2 separate regions of the Homo sapiens genome follow, and region 1 is linked to region 2. Evidence: read pairs that join two places in POLR2A ChIA-PET (ENCODE). Cell type or tissue: OCI-LY7. All regions are shown on one strand. Each heading gives the region's core, and the rest is flanking DNA. Links, peaks and the distances in the headings are about the cores only.

Region 1 (4,381 bases), core at 382-4,381, 200 kb after region 2:
GTCCAAAAGTTTGTAAAGTTTATAATTTTTGTACTGTTTTTAGACTAAATGTACTTATAAGAACAACTGTGTATCATGAAAATCATTTTTGCATACACCTAACCTTGCAAATGTAGGACTCTTGATGTTAAGGACTAGTATTGCTCATGCAGACATTTTTTGTTGAGATACTAACTAGTACATTTTACATTTTATGTTATTTATGATTAACTCATTCAATAAATGTTAATTATTTACCATTTGCTAGGCTCTGTTCGAGGCCTACAGTGTGCTATATACTGTACGCACACTGTAGGCACAGCACACTGTATGCCTAGGATAGAAGAGGATGTCATTTTTTTTTTTTTTGTGAGATGGAGTCTCGCTTTGTCACCCAGGCTGGAGTGCAGTGGCGCGATCTTGGCTCACTGCAAGCTCCGCCTCCCAGGTTCAAGCTATTCTTCTGCCTTGACCTCCTGAGCACCTGGGATTCCTGGCGCTTGCCACCACGCCTGGCTAATGTTTTGTATTTTTAGTAGAGACGGGGTTTCACCATGTTAGCCAGGATGGTCTCGATCTCCTGACCTCGTGATCTGCCCGCCTCAGCCTCTCAAAGTGCTGGGATTACAGGCATGAGCCACTATGCCCGGCTGAGGATGTAATTTTTAAGGACTAATCAAGTCACAGTGCTAAACCATTCTGAGCCTTAATGGTCATGAACTTTACCTTTCTTTCATATAGGAAAAGAAATATTTTTATATGAAAACATTTAAAGGAATTTGACCAAGGTCTCTTTCATTAACAAATGCTTTAGTTCCTTCTGGAAGATCTATACTTCAATAAAATTGATTTTGTAAATAAGAATAGTAGACACTGAAGTTTGAAGTGATCAGATGTTTTTCATATAGCATGAGACAAATATGAATGGATTTCAGAAACGATATTTAACAAAAAAGGCAGATTTAAAAGATATTTTATGGTTTCATTTCTCTAAAGTTCAAAAATAGTTCAAAAATCTCTGGTGTTGGAAGTCAGGATGGTGATTCCCCATGTGTGGGAGTTAGTGACTGGAAGGGGGCATGAGACGACTTCTGGGATTCTGGAAATATTCTGTTTCTTTACCTGGATGCTGATTACATAGCTTGTGTTCACTGCATAGAAATTCATGAAGCTATATACACTTATGATTTATGTACTTTATGTATGATACATTGCAATAAAAAATATGCATACAGAGAGAGAGAGAGAGCACATGCATGAAAGAGCACACTGTTGAAAGTATGGTTTTTAAACAGGGTGAATTCTAGTTATAAGATGTTAGATGTATTCATGACCTAGACACCATGGAGCTGCTGGGAATTCAGAGATTACTTCTCCACTTGTGGTTGTTACATTCTGAGCAAGCAAAAGATATATAGTAGGTATATTCAGTGTAATAAACAGGGAGGATTCATTCTGTAGGAAGAAAGTAGATTTCTGGAAAGTCTTCACAAGAAAAGTAACAGTTTAATTGGTTGAGAGAAATAAGAGGATGTTTAATTCCCTTTAACGAATTCCCTTTAAGGAAAGGGAATTTCATGAGCAAAAACTCATGATGTGTTCAGGCAATGACAAAAAGATGACTAGAGCAATGGTATGTGGTGGGGAGGCCAGAAAGTTTGGGCCAGACTGTGATGAGTCCTGTTTGTAGTGCATGGTGCCAAAATGTTTAGACTCATAGGCATTGGGAACCATTACATTTCTTTTGTTTTTATTATATAAGTGGGTCAAAGGTAGAGGATGGATTGAGGATAAAGGAGAACTGGAAGGAAGGTGGTTCTGAGAGTATCTTAATAGTCTAAGCAAGAGAGGATAAAAGTTGAATCTAGGGCAGTAGCTGTGACGATGGATAGAGACGAATTTCAAAATATTTTGGAGATAGAATCAATATTGTTGGACGATGGAGAGGGATGACTGGAAGATAACTCTATTCATTCATTTATTCAACAAATATGTATTGAGTTCCTGCTAGGTACCAGGCACTATGCTAGACTCGGGAGACAGTGTAAACAAAACAGACAGGCTCTCGTGGAGCATACAGTTCAGAATGGAGACAAATGTTAAGCAAAATGACATAAATGTGTAATTTCAAACTGATTATGTGAGGAAAAAATACAAATTCATTGAGAGTATAGAACCGGGGACTTCACTTCATCTGCCCTGCACTGGAGGCTTTCCTGAAGAAGCAACAGTTGAGCTGATCTCTGAAGGAAGACTACAAATTAACATGGTAAAAAGAATGAGATCAAGCATTATTATTACTGTGAGGAGGCCAGTGTGACTGGAGCCCACAATTGAGGGAACGAATGACAGAGGTGAATCTAGAGCAATAGGGACAGATCATGGGGGACCACCTTGTAGGTCATGGTAAAGATTTCCTTCATTACAGACTGCTGGATTTACTTTTTTTTTTTTTTTTTTTTTTCCTGAGATGGAGTCTCGCTCTGTTTCCCAGGCTGGACTGCAGTGGCGCGATCTAGGCTCACTGCAGCTTCTGCCTCCTGGGTTCAAGAGATTCTGTTGCCTCAGCCTCCTCCCCTCGACCCCAAGTAGCTGGGATTACAGGTGCATGCCACCACACCTAGCTAATTTTTGTATTTCTAGTAGAGACGGGGTTTTGCCATGTTGGCCAGGCTGGTCTCAAACTCCTGACCTCAGATGATCCACCTGACTCGGCCTCCCAAAGTGCGGGGATTATAGGCATGAGCCACCGCTCCTGGACTGGATTTACTTTTTAAATAGATCACTCTGGCTATCTGACTGCAATGTAATGATGGAAGAATAAGGCAAGAGAGCTTGTAGACAGATCAGTTAGAAGCTGTTATAGTAGTTTGATGAGGGCTTGGATTAGAGTGCGTGAGAGTGAAAATGGAAAGAAGCAGACTTAATTTGAGAGGTTATTTGGGAGTAAGAATTAACAGGATTTAGCGATTGACTGAGTATGGGACAAGGGAAGAGGGAGGTGTCAGGAATGACTCCCAGGTTTTTGGCTTATTCCAGCGAGCAGTGTTCAGTATTTAGGGAACACTGGAAGACGAAAAGGAGAGTGAGAGGAGGAACGGGGTAAATAAATTCAATCTGGACTGAGTGTAGGATGCCAATGAGATATCACGTAGGCAATTGGAAATAGGAGTCTGGAGCTCAGAGAAAGATTGGATTGAGGTTATAAATATCGGCTGGGCATGATGGCTCACACCCATATGTAATCCCAGCACTTTGGGAGGCCAAGGCACGTGGATCACCTGAGGTCAGGAGTTCGAGATCAGCCTGGCCAACATGGCGAAACCCCATCTCTACTAAAAGTACAAAAATTAGCCGGGCATGGTGACAGGCGCCAGGAATCCCAGCTGCTCGGGAGGTCGAGGCAGAAGAATAGCTTGAACCTGGGAGGCAGAGGTTGCAGTGAGCCGAGATCGCACCATTGCACTCCAGCCTGGGCGACAAGAGTGAGATTCTGTCTCAAAAAAAATAAAAAATTAAATAGAGTAAACACATGGCATTGGGAACCATGGGTGTGCATTAATTTGTCCAAGATAAGATTAGACAGAAACTAGAAGGGACCAATGAGGAGTTCTGATGTTTAAATTACACTGCAAGGAGGAACAAAAGCCAGCAAAGGAGTCCATGGAGTGGCCAGGGAGGCAGGAGGATACCAGGAGAATGCGGTGTCCCAGAAACCAAAGGAAGAAACTTTGAGGAAGGAGAGAGTGCTCATCAGTATTAAATACTGCTGGTTGCCAAATATTCCAGCTTCCTGCATTCTAGGACCCCGTTATGTGGGTAAAAGGGGCCTTGGGACTAGTTTGGTTCAATAAACAGAACAGGAATGACAACACTTCCAGCTGGAGCATGTGTCAATTCTATCCCCTCTGGAGATCCCTTTTCTCTCTGGCAAGGTCATCAGTGATGTTTGATACAGTGTCTGCTCCATCAGCTTGGAGTAGTATGGGTCCTAGCATTTATGGCCTCTGAGTTTATAACTTTATAGACCTGAAGGTTCTAGAAAGAATAGTTTTGATAACTCTTAAAAATTAATCTTGTTGAATATACTGAAAACTCTTACAGGTTTTGATGAACACCTGGCTTTATTCTTGCAATGAAGAAAGGTTCTCAACAAAAAATATTCTCCAAAGCAAAGATACCATCATCATCTCACTCTCCTATCCCATCATCTATGTCCAATATGAGATCTAGGTCACTTTCACCTTTGATTGGATCAGAGACTCTACCTTTTCATTCTGGAGGACAGTGGTGTGAGCAAGTTGAGATTGCAGATGAAAACAATATGCTTTTGGACTATCAAGACCATAAAGGTATCACTTTTTAATCTAAGAATTGGTCTGACCACATACTTCAAGTAGAG
Region 2 (4,395 bases), core at 95-4,094:
GCTGGATGTGGTGGTACACGCCTATGATCCCAGCTACTCCAGAGGCCGAGGCATGAGAATCACTTCAACCCTGGAGGCAGAAGTTGCAGTGAGTTCAGATAGCACCACTGCACTCTGGCCTAGGAGCGAGACTCTGTCTAAAAAAATAAAAATAAAAATTAAAAAAAGCCAATACCAGCCACTCATGTAAATCCCAACTACTTAGGAGGTTGAGGTGGGAGAATCATTTGAGGCCAGGAGTTCAAGACCAGCCTGGGCAACATAGCAAGACCACATCTCTAAAAATAAAAATAAATTAGCTGGGGTGGTGACATGCACCTGCAGCGCCAACTACTCAGGAGGCTGAAGTAGGAGGATTGCTTGAACCCAGAAGTTCGAGGATGCAGTAAGCTATGATTACATCACTGCACTCCAGTCTGAGCAACAGAGTGAGACCCTGTGTCTTAATGGAGGGAACCTTCCAAGTCAAGTTTTCCAACTTCTCATTTTCAGATGGGGAAACGGATATCTAGAAAGCAGGAGAGGTTCGGCGCAGTGGTTCACGCCTGTAATCCTAGCACTTTGGGAGGCCGAGGCGGGCAGATCATGAGGTCAAAAGTTTGAGACCAGCCTGGCCAACATGGTGAAACCTCGTCTCTACTAAAAGTACAAAAATGAGCTGGGCATGGTGATGTGCGCCTGTAATCCCAGCTACTGGGAATGCTGAGGCAGGAGAATGGCTTGAACCCAGGAGGCGGAGGTTGCAGTGAGCCGATATCATGCCACTGCACTCCAGCCTGGGTGACAGAGCAAGACTCTATCTTGGAAAAAAAAAAAAAAAAACAAAGCAGGAGAGGTCTGGCCAAAGTCCTGCAGGAAAGACGCATTCAAGATGAAGTAGTAAATCAGCACATGAGCCATAAGTGGGTCCAGGCCTCTGCCCCTCCCTTGCCCAGAGATGTATGCCATGCCACTTTTGTCAGGTCCCCAGCAGTCCTCTTGAGTTTTTTAATTGCCAAAATTTATTTTAAAATCCTTCTGTTTGAGTGTTCCATGACATGTGACCTTCTTATGAGTTTCAGAGGTAATCCCTGCCTGGGTGGAGGAATACCTAAGTGACCTTCAGGACCTCTTTCAGCTTGGAGAAGCGGAAATTCTGTTGCCAGAATTCCATGGCTCTTTAAAGCTAATCTTCACTCTTTTACAGCTCTCAGAAGGAACTCTCACGTCTGGCCTTTCTCTGTTGTCTGTTCTGCTCCCTGATCTTCGGCTTAAGTTGGGGCAATAGTTCCAAGAGGTTTAGCTGGGACCATTCAGATCTGTGTCTTATAGCTGCTTCTTCCAAGATTACAATTCAAAGTCCCAGATGCCTCCCCCTGCAGAGGAGAGGAAACATCTGGGCTGGAGCTGCACGGAGAGAGCCCAGCTGTGTGGGACATCCCTCAGGGTAGGAGCCTGTGAGCTGAGAGCTCTTCATTGCAGATGTGGTTCTAACCATCGGGGTCTGGGTCTCACCCATGAGGCTTCGACAGGCCCCAGGCATGTGTGTGCAGGGAATCTGAACAGTCAGCCTGCAGGAAAGAGGCTCTGGGGAGTTATATGTGGCTGGTGTGGTGGCAAGTAGAGTTTGTATGGACACCGAACCAAAATAGAGAAATGCGAAGGCAGCTAGACAGAAAGTGGGTGGGGGGAAGCATTCCAAGGAACAGACCTCTGCAGCAAGGAGCTTGGTCTGTGCAGGTCACAGGGAAAGCAAAGAAAAACATAGGCTCAAACCACGAGTCATTTATTCACTCATCCTTCACGGCTAACCACAGCATTTAGCCATGCACTCCTGGTGTGACTATGGAGATCCCTTCCACAGCCAGATGACCCAATGTCAGCTGGAGTGTTTCCCACTCCAACGGCTGGTTCATCCAGCCTGTAGTCACCGCCCTCTGGCAGAGGCACCACTCTGGGCTGACCCCTCTGTGATGGTCAATTTTATATGTCCACATGACTAAGCTATCATACCTAGTTATTTAATCCAACATCAATCTAGGTGTCGCTGTCAAGGCATCTTAGAGATGTGGTTAACATTTATCATCAGTTGACTTTAAGAAAAATTCCCTCGAGACCAGCCTGGCCAGTATGGTGAAACCCTGTCTCTACTAAAAATACAAAAAAATTAGCCGGGTGTGATTGCACACACCTATACAGCTACCCGGGAGGCTGAGGCAGGAGAATTGCTTGAACCTGGGAGATGGAGGTTGCAATGAGGCGAGATCGCCCCACTGCACTCCAGCCTAGGTGACAGAGCCAGACTCTGTCTAAAAAAAAAAAAAGAAAAGAAAAGAAAAGAAAAAAGAAAATTACCCTCGATAGAGTGAGTAGGCCACAGCCAATCAGTGGAAGGCCTTAAGAGTAAAAACAGGTTTCTGGCTGGGTGCGGTGGCTCACATCTATAATCCCAGCTCTTTGGGAGGCCAAGGTGGGCGGATCACCTGAGGTCAGGATTTCAAGACCAGCCTGGCCAACATGGTGAAATCCTGTCTCTACTAAAAATGCAAAATTAGCCAGTCGTGGTGGCGCGTGCCTGTAATCCCAGCTACTTGCGAGGCTGAGGCAGGAGAATCGCTTGAACCTGGGAGGCGGAGGTTGCAGTGAGCCGAGATCACGCCATTGCACTCCAGCCTGGGCAACAGAGTGAAACTCCATCTCAAAAACAAAAACAAAAACTGAGGTTTCCTGGAGAAAAGATTCTGTCTGAAGACTCAAGCATCAATTCCTGCTGAGTCGCCAGCCTGCTGGCCTGCCCTATAGATTTTGGACTTGCCAGCTCCCACAATCATGCAAATTAATTTCTTAAATACATCTGTTTATGAACAAACACACACACACACACACACACACACACACAGACACACACACACACACACACACAGATGGTCCCTGAATGATGATGGTATGCCTTATGATTTTTTGGCTTTACGATGGTGCAAAAGCTATATGCATTCAGTAGAAATCATACTATGATATTTGGTAGGTTAGGTATATTAAATGCATCTTCCACTTACGGTATTGGAGAAGCCCCATCGTAAGTGGACAAGCATCTGTATACATACCTAGTGTATCTCCCATTGGTTCTGCTTCTCCAGGGACTGACCGACCCACCTTCCTTCACAGTCCTTGAGAACGGAGCTCGTCCCCTGAGCACCTAATGACACGCGTGCACGTCTCTTGATTCCTTGTCCTCTTGCAAGTCCCCACACGTCTGTCGCCCAGACTGGAGTGCAGTCGCACGATCTCAGCTCACTGCAACCTCTGCCTCCCAGGTTCAAGCGATTCTCCTGCCTCAGCCTCCCAAGTAGCTGGGACTACAGGCATGCGCCACCACTCCTGGATAATTTTTGTATTTTTTTAGTAGAGAGGGGGGTTTCACCATGTTGGTCAGGCTGGTCTTGAACTCCTGACCTCAAATGATCTGCCCATCTCGGCCTCCCAAAGTGCTGGGATTACAGGTTTGAGCCACCGCGCCTGGCCCAGCCTCCTTCTTCACACTCATGACCCTTAAAAGGCTAGAAGCTCCCAGATGGGAATGGAATTGCAGGGAGAACAAGCTTGGTGGCAGCTCGAAGAGCTGAGAGGTGTGGAACCCAGCACTGAGCCGTGAACTTATGTCTGCCTTTCAGGATGCAGGCAGCAACCTGGACAACTGGGTCTATCTGCTGTGATAATTCTCAGGCCTTGGCAAGAGAGGCTATGCCAATATTTTCATGGCACCCAAAAATGGTTTTCCTGGGAAGAAACTCCTTGGTCAGTGTCCACAGCACCAGGGGAGGTGGCTATTTCCTGCCATCTCTGTAAACAGGATGGAGACCAAGGGCCTTGTATCAGTTGGAATTCTTGATTATGAGCAACCAGGACCAACTCTGTCCATCCAAAGCAAAAGGGGGACTTTCTGGAGGGTACTGAAGGTACACAGAATGAACAAGAGGCTGGAGAACAGGCTTGGACAAAGGGCAGGACCAAGAGAGGAATTCTGGCCAAGGGAAGGCTGCAGGCACAGTCTGATCCAGGGTTCTCTACTGTGGGTGAGTGATCTCCAAGGGTCCCCTCACCACTCACTCAAGAGTCAGCCCCAAGAATGATTATCTGATTGGCTAGTGTTGCATTTTCCATGTGCCTGTCCACTAGCCAGGCAGGATAAGATGCCATGGAAGGATTTAGCTCCACTAGGATTTCACAGTGATGGTGGCCTTGGGAGGTGGGTGCTAGTTTTATCCTTCCTCAAAATGGGGAGCTCCTCCAAAAAGGAACCAGAATTTTAAGGTGGGGGTGGATGCTGGACAGATCATAAGTGACAGCTAAACCTCTTGGAGCTATTGCCCACCTTAGGCCAATAACAGATGAGGCCAGGCGCGATGGCACACGCTT

What was found. Peaks named below come from ENCODE experiments on the same cell type or tissue, not always from the same donor. Only the 100,000 strongest peaks of a DNase experiment are listed, where the experiment ranks them.
Region 1: POLR2A ChIA-PET joins it to region 2 with 5 read pairs; 3 of 35 experiments call an interaction of 5 or more read pairs at or near these places.

The regions. Positions count from the first base shown.
Region 1 is chr9:121,084,213-121,088,593 of GRCh38, forward strand. It overlaps CNTRL (centriolin), which reads left to right. Exons shown (of 44, transcript NM_007018.6): 3 at 4,084-4,331. The coding sequence starts at 4,115. Among named protein-coding and RNA genes, the nearest start is that of CNTRL, 11 kb to the left of the region's middle. In OCI-LY7, for the core only: no CTCF peak of the experiment used is centred there; no DNase peak of the experiment used is centred there.
Region 2 is chr9:120,884,775-120,889,169 of GRCh38, forward strand. It overlaps a transcript of PHF19 not described here. Among named protein-coding and RNA genes, the nearest start is that of PHF19, 9.8 kb to the left of the region's middle. In OCI-LY7, for the core only: CTCF peaks have their summits at 2,014 and 2,216; DNase peaks (open chromatin) are centred at 1,427 and 2,077; H3K4me3 peaks cover 460 bases; H3K27ac peaks cover 1,910 bases.